Regions from separate parts of the Homo sapiens genome. Here region 2 is linked to region 1. A link is a loop called in an ENCODE intact Hi-C map of the cell type or tissue named here. Cell type or tissue: PC-9. All regions are shown on one strand. Links, peaks and the distances in the headings refer to the core of each region. The heading gives the core; the rest is flanking DNA. Region 1 overlaps LINC02945 (long intergenic non-protein coding RNA 2945). Region 2 overlaps AP1AR (adaptor related protein complex 1 associated regulatory protein).

Region 1 (5,385 bases), core at 313-5,312:
ATTCCATCTCATCCATGTCCTCACCCATACACCAGGGCAAGAAGGCCTTGTGCCTGAACACGGCAGTGAACTGCTTTGAAATGTGCCTGAACAGCTCCTGGATGGCCATGTTGTTGCCAGTGAAGGCAGCAGACATTTTTAGCCCTGGAGGTGGGATGTCACAGAAAGCTGTTTTCACATTGTGGGGGATCCAGTCAGCAAAGTAGCTGCTGTTCTAGTTTTCGCTGTTAAGCATTTGCTCGTCCACCTCCCTCCGGGACATGTGGCCCCTGAAAATGGCAGCTGCCATTAGGTAGCAGCCTTGCAGGGGTCGCACCGGCAGTCATCATAGTCTTGGCATCAAACGTCTGCTGGGTGAGCTCAGCCACCATCAAGGCCCGGTACTGCTGGCTGCCCCGGCTGGTCAGCAGGATAAAGCCAGGCATGAAGAAGTGCAGGTGGGGGAATGGGACCATGTTTATGGCCAGTTTCCCAAGGTCAGCATTCAGCTGGCCTGGGAAGTGCAGGCAGGTGGTGACCCCACTCATGGTGGCAGATACCAGGTGGTTCAGGTCACCATAGTTGGGTGTGGGCAACTTTAGGGTTCTGAAGCAGATGTCATAGAGAGCTTCATTATCAATGCAAAAGGTCTCACCTGCATTTTCTATGAGCTGGTAGACTGAGAAAGTGGTGTTGTAGGGCTCCACCACTGTGTCGGACACCATGTACATGAAGAAACTGCCAGCCACCTTTACACTAGGTGCACAGAATAAATCAAACCAACTTTTCTTCTTCAGAGAAGAGTCACTTGAGTGCCCCACTAAGTTCTGAAACATATGGTAATTAGGCCCCCATGGCCCTGGAGGAAGTGTGTAACAAAAACTTTTTGTGGCTTCAAAGTTTCTTCTCTTCAGATCCCACTGTCTGCTGACAGGGCCAGCCTTAGGGTGTGAGAACAGTGCAGTCACACAGGATCCCCAGCTCAGAAGGGCCCCATAACTGGGCTTAATGCTCAGCAGTTGCTGTCATGACATTCCTTGTAGTTTTATTTTAGAATTTGTATTTTCATAAGTGAAGTCCGATGGAAAAATGGAGCATGTGCCAGGGACATGGAGCCTCAGCTCCCTCTCGGTCCCCCTCCTCCCACTTCCCCAGGATGGGTTCATGGCTACCTGCTTCCTATGCCCTCACACCCTGGCCTCACCCTGCCTCTTCCTCTCTGCTTGTACCCCATTAACTGATGTGCCTTCTGCTTGAGGTGGTCACCTCAAGGGTGTTGGGGTTGAGATGGGCAGCATTCTGCCATTGCCTTTTTCCCCTAGTGGGGGCTTGAACACCGATATGGGAGGTTCAGGGTCGATGTGTGCCCCACAGCATCTCAGGGCAGGGCGAGGTGGTGGCTGTCCCTGCCCCAGGCTGGTAACTCCACGGTACATTTGGTGAGTGAGTTGGCAGGAAAGTCTTTGGCCCACCATATCCAGACACTGAATGCATGGCATGGAGGTTCCCATTCCGTGGTGGTTGCCCATCCACTCTGGGTTGGGACAGTGGGACCATGGAACTGTGGGAAGAGGCGAATGACCTTTCCGCCCCTGAGTAGGGCACAGCCTGTCAGTTTGGTGGATGCAGAGAGGTCGTGGGCTACATGCATAGGGTCACAGGCAGGGCTCCTGGGCACCTGTGAAGATCTGTACTTGCCCTGCAAGTATTCCCATGCCTGAGGGAGCATAACTTTAAATAGCAAATAAAAATCACCATGACAGGAGAAGAGAGAGAGACTGTGGAAGAAAGGAAAACATTTAATATAGTAGTACTTTTACTGGCACTCTTTTCCTGACTTTTGAACAAAAGGTCCTGAATTTCCATTTGCATTGGGCTTTGCAAATTATGTGGCTGGTCTTGTCTGCAGAGCTTGTTACTGGGTGGTTGGGGGTCAGTGAGCCTTTTGGGAGGAAAGGTCCTGGAGACTTCTCTGATGGACAAAAGTGTCCTTGACTCACATCTAGTGGCAGGTAAGGGCCACAGATCTACATAGGAAAACCTGTGAGAAAAGGTGGACCCTGGATTTTTGCTCTTGCACAGCCATCAGGGCCTAGAACAGGCACCATACATTCAATTGGCTGTGGCAAGTAACAACCAGCATCAGGGAATGTGGAGTGGAGGGCACTGCAGCGAAGTGCTTGCCTTGAGCAATCTGATATGGAGGAGGTGAGAGATGCTATTGCGATTCAGCCCCAGATGGTGTTGCTGTGCCGGATAGGAGCTCAGTACTGCAGTATTATCCAAGAGAAACTGGAGATACAGCTTGTTTGGGTGAAAAATTTTTATAAATTAAAAAAAAATTTTTTTAATGAGACAGTCTGGCTCTGTCACCTAGGCTGGGGTACAGTGGTGTGATCTTGGCTCACTGCCACCTCTGCCTCCTGGGTTCAAGTGATTCTCCTGCCTCAGCCTCTTGAGTAGCTGGGATTACAGGCACACGCCACCATGCCCAACTAAATTTTTGTATTTTTATTAGAGAGGAGGTTTCACCATGTTGGCCAGGCTGGTCTCAAACTCCTGACCACAAGTGATCTGCCCACCATGGCTTCCCAAAATACTGGGATTACAGGCGTGAGCCACTGTGCCCGACCTGTGTGAAAATTTTTATATGAAATTTCAAACACAGTATGGATAAACAAAATATTTCAAGGAGACATATTTGAACTGGGGCCCCTTTGTTTGCAGGTCATGGGGTAAGTTGGTTCTGACATAATATGTTACCAGGGCTGTAAACCCCTCTAGACTCAGCCACCCTAGCCTGATTTTCATGCTTTGAGAAGAAAACTGGACATCTGAGTAGGAGATTGAAGAGCCCTGATTTACACTCAAGTGTGCAGTTATACAGGGTCTGGGTCTGTAAAGGATTTTGCTGAGGATAGACATGCCACCGCCATCAGATTGTGAATGTATATTAGGTTTCAACAACGACATCTAGTGGCAATGAAAGAAACAACAGCCTTGCTGAGCCCAGGAAGTTTTCTCCATCAGCCAGGAGTTTAGAGTGAGTAAGCCACTGGACTCAAGAGTGGGAAAGGGTAGGTCTCAAGAGAGAGATAATGGATTTTCTATTAATACAGACAAGTGGGGGAGAGGGTGATTCCATGGAAATATACAAGATATGACCAAACATGCATTCCAAGCCAGTTATATGGGCCATTCTAGTTACATTACTACTGAATTGTTTTGATTAAATGCCACAGAAGTTAAAATAGCAAACTTTCATTTAAGTTTTCCTCTTATTTATGGAAATTCAATAGGACTATTTCAGGAAGGCTTAATATTAGTATCAATTTTTAGTAAATGTTTTATGACTTTATAGTCAGATATTGACCAGTAATAATATCATTTAATATATCTTACACATGATCTTAGTCAAAAGGCAAAGAAGTGATATATGTGTTCAATATATAATAAGCAATAAATAATTACTGAGTCTGGCACAGTTCTAGGCTAAGTATATGTATTAGGTGTCTTATTTGACATTTAAATTCATCATAATATTTCTTGTGTTTTAACTTGAGGGAATGCAAAGAAATAAAAATATGAGATTCTCCCTTAGGTATTCATGTGCTGTATAAATATTTATTGAGTATGCACCACGTACCAGATTAGATGCCGGGATACAATAGCAAGTAAGATGTTTATACTTGCTATTTTCATGGAGCTTACAATCTAGTATGGTAAGTGGTATTAGGCAAACCCTTAGCACAAATAATTAACATCAATTGTGTTAAGTGCTATGAAGGAGAAGCATACAGGGAACTGGAAGCAGGTTTGGGGGTCAAGGCTCAGCAATCGAAGTAGACAGTAATTAGCAATGAGGCTGAAAAGGAAGTTGAGACTAAATCATGTAAGGCCTTGAAGGTTGTATCCAGGATTTAGCTTCTTATTCCAAAAACAATGTACGGACATTGAAGGATTTTAAGCAGTTAAGTGCCATAATCAGATATTAAAAAAAAAAAAAACCCACTCTGGCTTCAGTGAGTAAAACAGATCATACCTACATGAGAAAATCAACACGAGAAGCATTGCTTGAACATATAGGACTTTTGGAATTAACTATAGAACTAGGCACATCAGGAAGCAATGTTCAAGTAAAATTACTGCTTTGTGTGTATTATGGGATAAAATAAGAGGTCTATGTTGGGTGTTTCATTTTATCAGATAAAATTTTAATTTTTTTTTATCATGAAGGAGTCAAAGGAGTAATTTCCTGTCCTTCTTTTTGCAGTGTTATTAATGTCAGAAGCTGACAGATTAAAAAATGATGTTCTACATGGACAAAGCCTGGCATATTTGTAACTTTCAATATGTAGCTATGATAAACTGCATTAATAGCTAAGGAAATGAGTTTGGATTTAAAGGATACTTTTTTCTTGGATTGGATTTTGGTTGGAAAAAAGGATCTTAGGTAAGAAGGATTTTTTTTTCCCATTTACTGGGGGAACCAGCCCCAGTATTTCAACATAGGTTCTTTTCTATTTTCCCTAAGTGTTGGCTGGTCTGAGAAATAAAGAGAAAGAGTACAAAGAGAGGAATTTTACAGCTGGGCCTCTGGGGATGACATCACATATTGGTAGGACCGTGATGATGACCCCGAGCCACAAAACCAGCAAGTTTTTATTAGGGATTTTAAAAGGGGAGGGGGTGTATGAACAGGGAGTAGGTCACAAGGATCACATACTTCAAAGGGCAATAAAGATCACAAGGCAAAGGCAAAATTAGAAATACTGATGAGGGTCTATGTCCTGCCATGCACGTATTGTCTTGATAAACATCTTAACAGGAAACAGAGTTTGAGAGCAGATAACTGGTCTGACTAGAATTTACCAGGCTGGAATTTCCCAATCCTAGTAAGCCTGAGGGCACTGCAGGAGACCAGAGCGTATTTCAGTCATTATTTCAACTGCATAAGACAGACACTCCCAGAGCGGCTGTTCATAGACCTCCCCCAAGGAATGCATTCCTTCCCCAGGGTTATTACTTGCTGGGAAAAGAATTCAGTGATATTTCTCTTATTCGCACGTCCGTTTATAGGCTCCCTGCAAGAAGAAAAATAGGGCTGTATTCTGCCCAACCCTGCAGGCAGTCAGACCTTATGGTTGTCTTCCCTTGTTCCCTGAAAATCACTGTTATTCTGTTTTTTTTTTAAGGTGCACTGATTTCATATTGTTCAAACACACATATTTTACAATCAATTTGTACAATAGTGATCCTCAGGTGACGTACATTCTCAGCTTACAAAGATAATGGGATTAAGAGATTAAAGACAGGCATAAGAAATTACAAGAGTATTAATTTTGGGAAGTGATAAATGTTCATGAAATCTTCACAATTTATGTTCTTCTGCCTCAGCTCCAGCTG
Region 2 (5,385 bases), core at 269-5,268, 160 kb before region 1:
GAATTATCTTTAGGCCTTAAAAAAATGAAGGATAGGAGAAATTGTAGTTTTGTAGATCCTGCAAGTTCAAATAACTCTTCTGGCTGTTCATTCAACAAATGTAAGATACTGAGAATGGAGAGAGTGATAAAACACAGTCCTTGACCTCCTTGAGGAGCTCTTAGCGTACATCATGGTACATATGGTACCAGGAGTTGGCAACTATGGCCCACTGGCCAAATCTGGCCCTCTGCCTATTTTTGTAAATAAAGTTGCATTGAAATATAGCCACACTCATTTGTTGAAATGCTGTCTATGGCTGCTCTTGCACTAAAACAGGCAAGTTCAGTAGTTGTGACAGACCATACCACCTGCCAACCCTAAAATACATATTATCTGGCCCATTACAGAAAAAGTTTGCCAACCCTTGATATAGAGCAAAAATAAGCCTGTAGAAAATATTATTTCCTCAGGGAGATAATATGGTTTCAGGGGCTTGGAGCGGGTTTCATAGGGAAGGTAAGTAAGGTAAGGTAAAGGTAAGTGAAAGCTCACAAAAAAACTAAAAAAAGAAGGAATATCACAGAGGCCAGGCGCAGTGGCTCACAACTGTAATTCCAACACTTTGGGAGGCTGAGGTATGCAGATCACTTGAGTTCAGGAGTTCGAGACCAGCATGGGCAACATGGTGAAACCCTGCGTGTCTCTACAAAAAATACAAAAATTAGCCAAGCGTGGTGGCCTGCGCCTGTAGTCCCAGCTACTTGGGAGGCTGAGGTAGAATTGCTTGAGCCTGGGAGGTGGAGGTTTTAATAAGCCTAGATCACACCACTGCACTCCAGCCTGGGTGACAGAGTGAGACCTCGTCTCAAAAAAAATAAAAATAAAAAAGAAAATAAATATCACCCACAAAGGCACAGGGTTAGAAAACACTGTATTTGGCCAGGCGCAGTGGCTCACGCCTGTAATCCCATCACTTTAGGAGGCCGAGACGGGGGGATCACGAGGTCAGGAGTTCGAGACCAGCCTGGCCAACATGGCGAAACCCCGTCTCTACTAAAAAATACAAAAATTAGCCAGGTGTGGTGGCACACACCTGTAATCCCAGCTACTCGGGATGCTGAGGCAGGAGAATTGCTTGAACCTGGGAGGCGGAGGTTGCAGTGAGCAAGATCACACCACTGCACTCCAGCTTGGGCAACAGGGCAAGATTCCGTCTTGGGGAAACAAAAAGAAAACACTGTATTTTAGGAAAACAAGAACAAGCACAGTCCATCTGGTATATAGGATATTAAAAGTGGTAAGAGAGAGGATGGGAGAGAATAACACTGGTAAAAACAGGTTAAGGTTACATTGCTTTGTCCAAAGTTTAAACTAGTAGTTGGGAGGATAGTAAGTTATCAAAAAGTTAAAATGCTAAGATTTATGAATGACACGTTTTTTGAAATTAGAATAGCTTTAATGTTATTCTTTTAATGTTTTTCTCACTGATTTGTATCCTGACATTTTTTGACAAAGAGATTATAGAAACCCAAATATAGAACTAAATATCATCCTGAGTATACAAAGGGACAGTATGCCATACATTTGAATGCCATGTAATTCATCATGCTGTCACAGAAGGAAAAAAGACTTTTAAATTTAGGGCCGGGCGCAGTGGCTCGTGCCTGTAATTCTAGCACTTTGGGAAGCCGAGGTGGGCAGATCGTTTCAGGTCAGGAATTCGAGACTAGCCAGGCCAACATGGTGAAATCCTGTCTCTATTAAAAATACAAAAATTAGCCAGGCATGGTGGTGGGTGCCTGTAATCCCAGCTACTTGCGGAGCTGAGGCAAGACAATCACTTGAACTCAGGCGGTGGAGGTTGTAGTGAGCCAGGATTGTGCCAGTGCATTTCAGCCTGGGCAAGAGAGCGAGACTCCTTTTTGGGGGAAAAAAAAAAAAAGACTTAGAAATTTAGCTATGGGAATCAGGGAGCAGATGGAAGTTGCTGAGCAAAGGAAAGAAACAATCCAATGCGGGTTTTAGAAAGCCTAACTCATGATAGGAAGGGAGGGTGGGCTGAAGTATGAGAGCTACAATAGAGAGAGTAGTCTGGAAGCTGCTGACTAAGCAGTTTGAAAGGCAATGTTTATGGCAGAAGACAGGAAGAAAACAGGTTCAGTATGTTTAAGGAGAGACTGAAAATAATATATAGAGATTTAATTGAATATATCCAAGAGTGCCTCTTAGGTAGACAACTGAAAAGATCTACAAGCAGAAGATGAGATTTGGAAGTAGTGGTGGTTGAAATCATAGGAATGGGTAAAATTTCTTCAGGGGCAGGTAATACACATATGAAGGAAATTAAAAAAGAGAAGACAAGAAAATCTCCACATTTAATAGACAGAGTAAGAATAGCTAGGAGAGAAACAGGAAAATAAGATAAAGGTGATATTGTGGAAGTCAAGCGCATAGTTTCAAGAAAAAGACAGCTTAGCACACAGAATAAAGAGTCAAGTTGTTCAGGTATATTCATAAGTTCTTCTGGTGACAACGTTCAAGATACTGCAATGAGAGAGATAGCAACCAAATGTTTACCTATAGAATAAAGTGCCATGAACTATTTGTGGTGGTTAAGGATAAGAACTCTGAATTCAGAGGGACCTGGGTTGCAATCCCAGCTCTGCTATCTTGGGAAAGTTCAACTTTCTAAGTTTCAGTTTTCAACCTATAATATATATAATATATATACTTACTTGCCTCACAGGATTGCGGGGAGGAATAAGTGAGATAATATAAAGTACTTAGAACAGTGCCTGGCACATAGGAAGTAACGGAATGTTGTCAGTTATTATTAAAATCATTTTTACTAGGAATGGAAAAGCAAATCACTGTGAACTATTGCCTGAAAGCAACTTGGCTGCTGGAGCCAAAAAGGCCAACAAATGTTACATATTGATGAGGATACAAAATATGGTTTACCTTTCTATAAAAACTAGTTTATCTTAAGTGGAATCACTATGTGGAATTATACAGTAATATAGAAATAGGAATTAAATACAACACAACAAAACTTAATTGGGTCTTCTATCTGAGAAAGAAAAAACTAAGTCTATACAAAGGCCTGCTCAGAGAAACAGGAGAACTGACCAGCAGATGGAGCCCTGTAGAAAGTGTTGGCAGGCAAAACTCCAGTGAAGAAGTATGACTCATTAGGATGCCTAAGTTTTATTCCTTAAAGATATTTAATTCTCTCTGCTTTAATCACCAAATGACTTCATTAGTAGTAGGGTTTCCAACATACGTCAACACTGATATTGATATTTTGACTGGTGAAACAGATATCCTAGAATATACAATACTAGAATTCCCTAGTATTTTATAAACTGGAAAAAGTGGTAATTCTGGTTTTGAGATTAAAATAGTAAAAAACGAGTGATCTGATTTTCAGATTTCTCAGGGGTATGTCAATCTGCAAGACTCAGAAACCAGGCCTTAGATCATAAGGCTTCCCTGTGAAGTCTAGCTTAAATCAAGCTAAAAAAGTTGAGGACACCCTCTTCTTTTGTGGTCACTACAAAGACATATAGGATCAAATCAAGTTTTTGTGATTACTCCTCAACTTTTTCACCTTTAGAAGAACTACTAACTATCCAGACCTATACTTGAAAGAAAATCAAAACAGCTGATAAAAAAAAAAAAAAACTAAAATAAGAGTTTAACCTTATTGCACAAGTAACTATATCCATCTGTCTCTACATGCTTACTGGAAGCTGCTAAAACAGTATTAAAATTGATGTTAAACAATAAGTTAATCAGAAAATTCAAGTAAGGGAACCGTCAAATCCTGTTTATAGACTTAAAGTAATAGGATCAATATCACCATTATATAATTTTAGATGACAGTGTCCACAACCTATAAACTCTCACTGCCTCCACAGGACTTGTTCAAAGAGCTTTGCCCACAAACAGTAAAAATCCAACCACAAGTTGAGTATACCTAACCCCAAAACCCAAAATCTGAAATGTTCCAAAATCTGAAACTTTTTGAGTGCCAACATGTTACTCAAAGAAAATGTTCATTGGAGAATTCTGGATTTCAGATTTTCAGATACTACACCAGTATATAATGCATATATTCCAAAATCTGAATAAAAATCTGAACTCCAAAGCAAGTATTTCAGATAAGAAATACTCAACCTGCTGGCCGGGCGCGGTGGCTCATGCCTGTAATCCCAGCACTTTGGGAGGCCAAGGCTGGCGAATCATGAGGTCAGGAGATCAAGACCATTCTGGCTAACAGGGTGAAACCCGGTCTCTACTAAAAATACAAAAAAATTAGCCGGGCATGGTGGCGGGCGCCTGCAGTCCCAGCTACTCAGGAGGCTGAGGCAGGAGAATGGCGTGAACCCGGGAGGCGAAGGTTGCAGTGAGCCGAGATCGCGCGCCACTGCACTCCAGCCTGGGCGACAGAGCGAGACTCCGTCTCAAAAAAAAAGAAAGAAATACTCCACCTGCTTATGTTTTTATGGCATATCTACAGACAATTAACACTCACGCTGATTCATGGATTTCCTCCTGCCACCTCCCTGTGCTGCCAAGCTCACGAGCTGAGGGAGTAGAACCTACAATTTTAATGCCGTACTCTACGGAGACCCCATGAAAAAAACAAAACTAAAGTCCACAGACACATCATGTAGTCCAAAGTCAAATATAAAGTTTTTTGCTTATCCATTTAGAATGTAAGTACTGCTCCCTCACCAACCAACTTTCTTGGAGTTAGAATTTAACGCCCTGTAACACAACTACAAATAATAGTAAAAGCCAAAGATTGTGTGGCATCTAGTTATTGGGCAAGCCTACTTAAGCAGCTTGACCTTGTAAGTTTCATTCACACACAAAAATTATAAATACTTAAACCAGATGATCCTGGATGACAAGATAAAACAACTGTCATGTCCCACTCAAGAGTAATAACTCATAAATTAGGGAAATCGAAATATTACACTAGGCACAAACTGCAAATCCTTGCCCTTCCATTCTAGGGATACTTAGTGTAAAACCTTAGCTATTTTGTATCAGAGAGGTGACACAATGCCTAATTAATGAATGAGAATCCTATATTTTATAAGATCTCCATTACCAAAGATTCAAATTATGATCATTTACTGCAATTTATTTATGTTGAACATCTTATTACCCAATAATGTTAGTTAAATGGAACAGATTATGAAAAATTAGCAATCTGTTTCAGAAAGTGCAAAACAGTCTTAGTCCTTACACAAACTGGCTTGGTTCAGATTTTCAATTCTAGGTTTGAATTCCGGAGGGACATTTAATAACAACAAAGCCAACCCCAAAGGAATTTGCTCTAATTTTTTCAATATATATGAAATAAAAAAACACAAAAACGGAATTATGAAA

What was found. Hi-C counts contacts between places; a loop is a spot of excess contacts. Peaks named below come from ENCODE experiments on the same cell type or tissue, not always from the same donor. Only the 100,000 strongest peaks of a DNase experiment are listed, where the experiment ranks them.
Region 2: a loop joins it to region 1, with 6 times the contacts of the local background. A loop is called at or near these places in 12 of 110 quality-filtered maps.

Annotation. Positions count from the first base shown.
Region 1 is chr4:112,072,915-112,078,299 of GRCh38, reverse strand. All of the region lies in intron 1 of LINC02945 (long intergenic non-protein coding RNA 2945), which reads left to right. It also overlaps the pseudogene TUBB8P3. Among named protein-coding and RNA genes, the nearest start is that of LINC02945, 37 kb to the left of the region's middle. RefSeq lists an enhancer at 959-1,008. In PC-9, for the core only: a CTCF peak has its summit at 2,936 (motif pointing left); a DNase peak (open chromatin) is centred at 4,869.
Region 2 is chr4:112,232,940-112,238,324 of GRCh38, reverse strand. All of the region lies in intron 1 of AP1AR (adaptor related protein complex 1 associated regulatory protein), which reads right to left. Among named protein-coding and RNA genes, the nearest start is that of AP1AR-DT, 3.5 kb to the right of the region's middle. RefSeq lists a silencer at 3,161-3,210. In PC-9, for the core only: CTCF peaks have their summits at 2,904 and 3,110 (motif pointing right); a DNase peak (open chromatin) is centred at 3,144; H3K4me3 peaks cover 2,137 bases; H3K27ac peaks cover 992 bases.